Linked DNA regions of Mus musculus: all the other regions are linked to region 1. A link is a loop called in an ENCODE intact Hi-C map of the cell type or tissue named here. Cell type or tissue: heart. All regions are shown on one strand. Region 1 holds the start of Msl3l2 (MSL3 like 2). Region 2 has its middle 38 kb from the start of Gja1. Region 3 holds the start of Tbc1d32 (TBC1 domain family, member 32).

What was found. Hi-C counts contacts between places; a loop is a spot of excess contacts. Peaks named below come from ENCODE experiments on the same cell type or tissue, not always from the same donor. Only the 100,000 strongest peaks of a DNase experiment are listed, where the experiment ranks them.
Region 2: a loop joins it to region 1, with 9 times the contacts of the local background. A loop is called at or near these places in 17 of 42 quality-filtered maps.
Region 3: a loop joins it to region 1, with 9 times the contacts of the local background. A loop is called at or near these places in 17 of 42 quality-filtered maps.

The regions. Positions count from the first base shown.
Region 1 is chr10:56,105,584-56,108,083 of GRCm38, reverse strand. The region is part of intron 22 of Tbc1d32 (TBC1 domain family, member 32); the gene reads left to right. Msl3l2 (MSL3 like 2) reads right to left here and starts at 1,167. Exons shown (of 2, transcript NM_001163833.1): 1 at 1,055-1,167. In heart, a CTCF peak has its summit at 1,253; a DNase peak (open chromatin) is centred at 1,253; H3K4me3 peaks cover 1,085 bases; H3K27ac peaks cover 1,081 bases.
Region 2 is chr10:56,338,187-56,340,686 of GRCm38, reverse strand. No RefSeq gene overlaps it. Among named protein-coding and RNA genes, the nearest start is that of Gja1, 38 kb to the left of the region's middle. In heart, a CTCF peak has its summit at 1,374 (motif pointing right); no DNase peak of the experiment used is centred here.
Region 3 is chr10:56,227,148-56,229,647 of GRCm38, reverse strand. It overlaps Tbc1d32 (TBC1 domain family, member 32), which reads left to right and starts at 959. Exons shown (of 33, transcript NM_001033385.3): 1 at 959-1,170. The coding sequence starts at 1,016. In heart, a CTCF peak has its summit at 1,002; a DNase peak (open chromatin) is centred at 837; H3K4me3 peaks cover 1,677 bases; H3K27ac peaks cover 1,545 bases.

The DNA of each region.
Region 1 (2,500 bases):
CACAAAGATATAGTATCTTTAATAGTAATGTCTAATATTTACAGTAATTCTTGTCAGGCATCACCAAGTACTTTAGCTTTAGTCTTGTAAGCCTGAGAGAACTAAAATCCTCCAATGAAACACTGTCTCACCTACAGTTTAAGTAAGTAGTTTATCAAAAAGTCTTTAACTGTTGTCCCATAGCTGGTGAATTCCAGTTTTTCCCAAGTTCACTTGTAATCTCTTCCTATATGTAAACATGTAGTCTAAATCACAAAATCAGTAAGTACCTTAGATGAGAAAGGAAGTACAGATGGCAAAAAAATCTAATGATTATTATAGAGTTTATACTTTACAGAGACAAGCATGCCTGGTACAATTATCTATCATTATTATTACTACTACTACTATTATTGGTTAAGATTTGTTTGTTTATTTATTTCATTCACACCAGAAGAGAGAATCAAATTATATTACAGATGGTTGTGAGCCACCATGTGGTTGCTGGGAACTGAACTCCGGACCTCTGGAAGAGCAGCCAGTGCTCTTAACCACTGAGCCATCTCTCCAGCCCAGCTGGAAAATTCTCCCGTCTACTGTGAAGTTTGAACTGGTATCTTTAACTTCCCTACATTATATCTACTTTTGTTTCCTATTCAGTCTCAGCTGCTTATAGGCTTCTGTGTCTAAGGCTGTATTTTGTGGGGTTTGAGCCCCCCACTATGCTGCATTAATCTTGTGTTGGTTTTGGGTGCTAGATGGGTGTTCTCAGGACTTGCTAAGGGGGTTCTCTAGACCCTAGCTTACTCTTGGTGGCATAGTTCCCTATAGCCAACAATTCCCTTATTGTTCAGTGCTATGAGATGTGGAAATGTGGCAAAATACCTCTAACATATGCCTCTAGAATACCTCTCCAGACACTTTGTCCCATGAGACGTATTTAGAGAACCACAGTCTATGTCTGCTTAGCCCAGAGAGGGCATTGACAACTAATTATGGGATGGAAATCCAGAATCCAGTGCTGGTCAGTGGGGTCAGGGAAGCTCAAAAGCAGCTGCATCTCTGAAAAGCTTACCTCATCAAGGTGGGGATTCAGGAAAACTGCAACCGAACTGCTCGCTGTGGGAATCCTAGCCAACCGTGCAATCCTTTCTCACCCCGCAGTTTTCGACTGCTTTTGAAGCCCAGGAGGAGAGGGGGTGGGGACCTTGAGAATCTTGCTAGTTTCAGTTTTCACCGGATTTGTCTGGTTTACTTCCCGACTCTCTAGCGCCCCCTCCCTCCAGGAGAAGATGTTTCAACTTGGAGGAAATGGCTACAGCCCAACGGGTGGCACTGCCTCCAGAGACTAGGGCCCTCCCACATCAAACATCAATCAAGAGAATGCTTGACAGGCTTGTCCTTTGGCTAATCCGCTGAAGACATTTTCACAATTAGGGGTTTCCTCCTCCAAAATGGCTATAGTTGATACTGAGTTGACGCTAGCCAACACAGCAGCAGGAAGGACAGTGGTCTTCGTAGGCCCTGCTTCCAGCCTTTAAGACCCGAGCCCCCCCACCCCCACCCACCCACCCACACACTTTTTCCCACAGCTCCAGGCTTCTAGGCGATCTGCAGTTCCTGACAGGCAGACTTACTGCGATGCTCTCTCAGATGATGCGTCTACATCCCAAGACGTATTTGAGCTATAAACACTTCCCAGAACTATAACACGAGTATCCTGCATCTACTGAGTGCAAACCTGTTTCATTTAAATCCTTCGTGGTGATCTATTTTTACGTTGCTTCATCCCGTTTAAAGGCTGGTAATACCGAGTTTACAGAGTACTTCATATGTATCCTCTCTGCTGTCTGCTCCCTCGCTTCTTGAAGACAGCGGGGGCAAGAGAGAACCTGTCAGAAATAGAAGTGAATCTTCAATTATTCGGGCACGTTACACTCAGCTATCAAAGAAAGTGGCACTTTTGTAAAATAAGGTTAAACTGACCCAAAGAACACAGTAAATTTTATGAACATATGAATTATATGTGCAGCGTAATCTCTAGTTTATGTGAAATTTTCTCTAGCTACAGAAGAAAAAAATGACTAAGTCTGGCTTATAGATGGTATTATGTGCTACACCTGCAGTTACTGATCTTTTGACCATGGATATCTAAAAGAGGGGATTTTAAAGTACACTGTCTACTTATTTGCTTTGTCTGGAAAGATAAGCATTTAGGTATTGATTTTTATAGCTTTATGGGCCTTGACTGATGAGTAGAAATAACGGCCAGGGGCTCAGGAAACAATCATCAGGAGATTTATTTTAGAAGATGGTTGAACAGAGCACTTCTCACTCTACTAGGAATCAGTGTATAATCAATGAGCACACAGGGGGATCTGATTAAATGAAATGGGTCACAGAACAGAACAAAAACCGTCATGAATCCAGAAAGGAACTGGTAGGGATACAGAAGGGTTGATAGAGAAGAGAGGGAGATAAGAAGGAATATTGGAGAGCTAGCTAGTAATTGCTTTATATC
Region 2 (2,500 bases), 230 kb before region 1:
GCTTGGGTATGTTATCAATGCTGAATTATTAATACTTATAGAAAATTTTCAATTCATCTGCTGGCTTAGTTAGAGGTAGAGGAAATGGTATAAAGTCCATTGGACAAACTGATTTTGTGATAAAGTTTTATGGCTGCCACCCTCTGAAACTTCAGCTTGATGAAAGGATGTTATTTCTTTGTCCAAGCTTTAGAGGAGATGATTGTGACCAATCCGTACCCCAGCACTTCTGAACCTTGCCATAGTTCCTCTCCCATACCTGTGGGGTAGGCAGAGAGGGTGTTTGCACGGATGAGGGACCTTTCAAAGAAACGATATGAAAGAACTGATGGGCCTAGAAACTATTGCTTATTGATCTCAACCACTGGTAGATTATTGTGCTTGAGTCTACGTTTTGAACTCTGTCTTAGTCAAGGTTTCTATGGCTGTGAAGAGACACCATGATCACAGCAAGCCTTATAAAGGAAAGCATTAACTTGGGGCTGGATTACAGTTCAGAGGTTTAGTCCATTGTCATCATGTAGGGAAGCATGGCAGCTCACAGACAGAGATGGTGCTGGAGAGTAGCTGAGAAGTCTACGTCCAGATCAGCAGGCTGTAGGGACAGACAATGACACTGAGCCTGGCTTGAGCACTTGAAGCCTCAAAGTCCATCCCCAGTGACACACTTCCACCAACAAGGCCATGCCCACTCTAACAAGGTCTCACCTCATAATATTGCCACTCTCTATGAGCCTGTGCTGGTCATTCCAACGACCATCAACTCCACGTGTAGTTTCTAAGACCCTGAAATCACAGGGTAGAGAACCACAAATATAGGACCTTTACCTAGTGTGGGTCATTCTGGTACAGGGCAGAGCGGTGTGATGAGAGACAGTGGAACAGAACTTTCAGAGGACTAGAGAAAGCATTTTGAAAGTTTTCACAGTAAGGTAATGGTGACCCACTTGTTTGGTGAGATAGCGGTTTAGCTGAGGCTACAGTGACCCAAACACTGTAAAATGTAAACATGCATGGGAATATCACATTATCTCATTAACATGCTTTAATATTTAAGCTCTTATGTGTTATTTTGAATGAACTTAGCTAAAAAATTCAATAACAAAATGACACACTGAAAGGACATGGACGGGTAACCCTCATAATTTGTGAAGTTTTGTTCCTGTTATCTTGAAGGTTATCCTACTGTGTGCTGCTATTGTATAGTTAAGTTTTCCCTCAAGGTGACCACATTCTATTTCCAAAGTTCTATTACATTTCTAATAAAATTTTGTTCTAGGAAACAGAGGAGACAGGGAATGGTTAGCCGGTTGAGTATAGGACTCTATTTTCCTCTACCTGAGGGTAGTAGGGCTGTCTGGCCAGGTGCAGTTCCAGAATGTACCACTAGAGGGAGGGAGCATACCACAGAGCGGAGCTGCGAGCTGCTGTTGAGTTACTTCTGTTATTCAAGCTACTCCTTCCTCCCCCTGTCAACAGAAACTAGGAGCTGAAGGGGTTTGCAACCTTATAGGAACAATATCAACCAACCAGACCCCTCAGAGCTCCCAGGGACTAAACCACCAACCAAAAGAGTACACATGGAGCAACCCATGGCTCCAGCTACATATGTAGCAGAGTATGGCTTTGTCGGGCATCAATGGAGAAAGAAGAGGCCCTTGGTCCTGTGAAGGCTAGATGACCCAGTGTAGCGGAATGCCAGGGCGAGGAGGCAGGAGTGAGTAGGTGGGTGGAGGAACACCCTCATAGAAGCAGGAGGAGGGGGAATGAGATGGGGGTTTCCAGAGGGGAAACATAAATAAAGAAAATATCCAATAAAAGAAAAAAAAAGGGGGGGGGTGAGTGGGAAGAAAGAAGCTATGAGTCTTCTTGCTTGGGAGAGGTTTGCCAGGAAGTGCCTGTGAAGGGAGAAAGGTGGCATACAGTAGTTTTTCCTCAGCACTAGCAGGTTTTAAAATTTTTTATTACATTTTGTATATTTCATTATTTATTATCTATTCATTCATTCATTCCTTTTTGTTGTTGTTGTTATTTGTTTTAGACAAGGTCTCATGTAGCTCAGTCTATTTGTTATGTAGTAGATAACAGTCTTGAACTAAACATACTGCCTACATCCCCCAAATGCTCGGATTACAGGTGTGGGATACCACGCCCAGCTAAGTATTTATTTCTGAAACAACCTACTAACTAATTCAGGGAAAATAGGTAAATAAAAATCAAGCCAGGCAGTGGTGGAGTATACCTTTAATCCCAGCACTTGGTAGTGAGAGCTAATTGGAACTGTGAGTTTGAGGCCAGCCTGGTCTACAGAGCAAGTTCCAGGACAGCCAAGATTACAAAATAACAAACAACCAAAAAACCAAACCAAACCAAAAAAAAACCTCGCCTCGACCAAAAAAAAAAAAAAAAAAAAAAATGATAGTAAACTAAAAGCCAGGCTTCCATTAAAACACGCTCAACTGTGAAGAGAGGGTGACACTTGCGTCTTACTGTGGCGAGA
Region 3 (2,500 bases), 120 kb before region 1:
GTTGATCTTAAAAATTATTTTATGTGTATAGTGTTTGCATGCCCGTATGTCTGTGAACCACAGATGAGTAGTGCCACAGAGGTCAGAAGAGGGCATCAGATCTCATGGAACTGGACTTACAGAAGGTTGTGAGTCACCATGTTGGTGCTGGAAATTGAACCTGGGTCCTCAGAAAAAGCAGCCAGTGCTCTTAACTACCAATCCAAACTCCCTAAACAAAACACAGAACTGACTTTTGCTGCCTATATCCTTTTGGATGTTGGGCCATCCTCTGGAGCATGGCCACATCCTTAGAGACCAATGACTCTTTAGATCCCAGAAGGCAGTTATCCATAGCTCTTTTTGCTAGGGATGAGTGTTCAAGGGCTACTTCCAGTCTGTCATGTGGCATTTCCTTAGTAAAATACATAACTACCCTGTAATGAATTGTTAAGTTTCTTTTCTGTTACAGCGTGCTATCCTCATTGGCAGGCAACAGTTGTTACGGTTGCTGTATGAACCTGGTTTTTCCACATTTCAATACCACCCAATCCCCAGTTGATATTTCAGTTTGGCTTCCTTTGCCCTGCTTTTACTAAAGGCCTCTTCTCTTTCGTCCCCTTCCTACTTCCTGCAGATCAAGGTCAGGATCAGTTCCACTCTCCTCCGGGATTAACCCCTCCCCTGGGCGCGTCAGCGAGCTGACGTCAGGCGCAGCCGAGGCGTTTCCCGTTAGGCCCTCCCAGCAGATCCTGAGGTGTTTGTTGTTCCGGTCGGGGGAGGCTTGAGCTCTGCCGGTACCAAGGAACGTCAATCATCCAACGTTAGCCTCAGCAAGTTCTCGGTGGTCTCTAAACCTACAGCCCAGTCTTCCAGCACATCGCCACTCAACCGCGGCCCCGCCCTTGGACTCGCGCTGTGGTTTCCTAGGGAACGACGCTGAGCGTCGGCGGCGATTGGGCTGGGTCGCGCGTGCGCAGTGCGCTTTGTTGGTGGCGACCCCGCGGTGGTTGCGGAGATTTGACTGCTGCAAGGCATGGCCCATTTCTCCAGCGAGGATGAGGTGATGCTGCAGGCGATGCTCCGGCAGCTGTTCCAGAGCGTGAAGGAGAAAATCACCGGAGCTCCCTCCTTGGAGTGCGCAGAGGAGATCCTCTTGCGGCTGGAGGAGACTGACGAAAATTTTCACAAGTAAAATCGAGTTTATAAGTTTTTAAGCAAACAAACCATTGGTCCAGGAAAGCTGAAAATGATTTGGATAGAGATTTATTTGGTATTTTTTTGCTAAAATAGCTGATTGTTGCTTCAGTTTTTTTTCTCTCAATTGTCCCTGTGCTGAATTTATCCTCTTTTTCCAAAGTGATTTTTGTAGAGCCTCATCTGCCTCTGTGTTCTCTTCTGTCACAGCAGCTTAAGAACATCAATTGTAAATTATTCTGTTCTTTAAAGAACAATCTTAACATTTAAGGGAATTCCTTTCACATTATCTAAAAGTAGTGACCCCCACCTCCTACCCCTCCCCGCCCCCAGGTCCTTATTTGTGGTTTTGTTGGTCTGTTACTTTCACTGCCTGTTGTAAGAAGCCACTCAACACTGGAAGGGCCTCCCACACTGAGGCAGGTCTGGGTGCCTGTGTAGGGGTAGGGCGCCTATACAAATGTCCTAGACCTACTGAAAGGGAGCAGGTTGTCCAGCTTTGAGGAGCATGGAGAGAGGAAGTGTTCGGTGCAAACTGAAGGACCTTTTTATAATCAAACTGCTCCTTAAACTTAAAGATCCTTAGGGCTCAACGCGTTTCTTTGGAGTTTGTTCATGTAGTGAATTAGGCCTCTCAGCTTCAAGGTCTTCCTCCAGGCGCACGCACGATTAGTTGTAGCCTTTTACAATCCAGTGTTTGTCTCTCACAGATACTTTTCCTGTGATGTTGCTTTTGACTTGGTCATTCAGGTGCTGGGAATGGAACCCAAGCCTCATGCCTGATAGGAGGCAGTTTCTGTTGCTTTTTATTGACTTTTGGATATCTCGAAGTTCAGTTTCTAGAAATGGGCATTAAGGGACCCTTCAGTCCTTTAATGTTCTCTGTAAAAGGTTATGTTTTACTTGCCGTTTTATGGTGGTGTTCTTTATAATTTGCTCAGATTCTCAAGGGAATTTAAAAAGATGTGCAAAGAGTCACTGTAGGGTTTCTAATTTAATAAGTCAGGATTTTTGAGACCTGCATGCTATGTTGCCCGGCAAGCCCAGGATAACCTGGAAATGACTATTGAACTTAAGTATCCCAAGTGGTGGGAGCATGTATCACCATGGCCCAGCTTGATTTTTTAAATTTATGATTATGCTTATGGTTTCCGTTGTTTTTGCTTATTCCCATATAAAATTGATGCTGATAAGAATGATCGGATGATACTCTTTTATTTAGACATATTTGTGTCAGTTTTGTTGTTGTTTTGTTTTCTTTTGGTTATAGGTTCATTATTTTAAAAGCACAATATAGACAATTTGGCACCTTCTCAAACAAAAG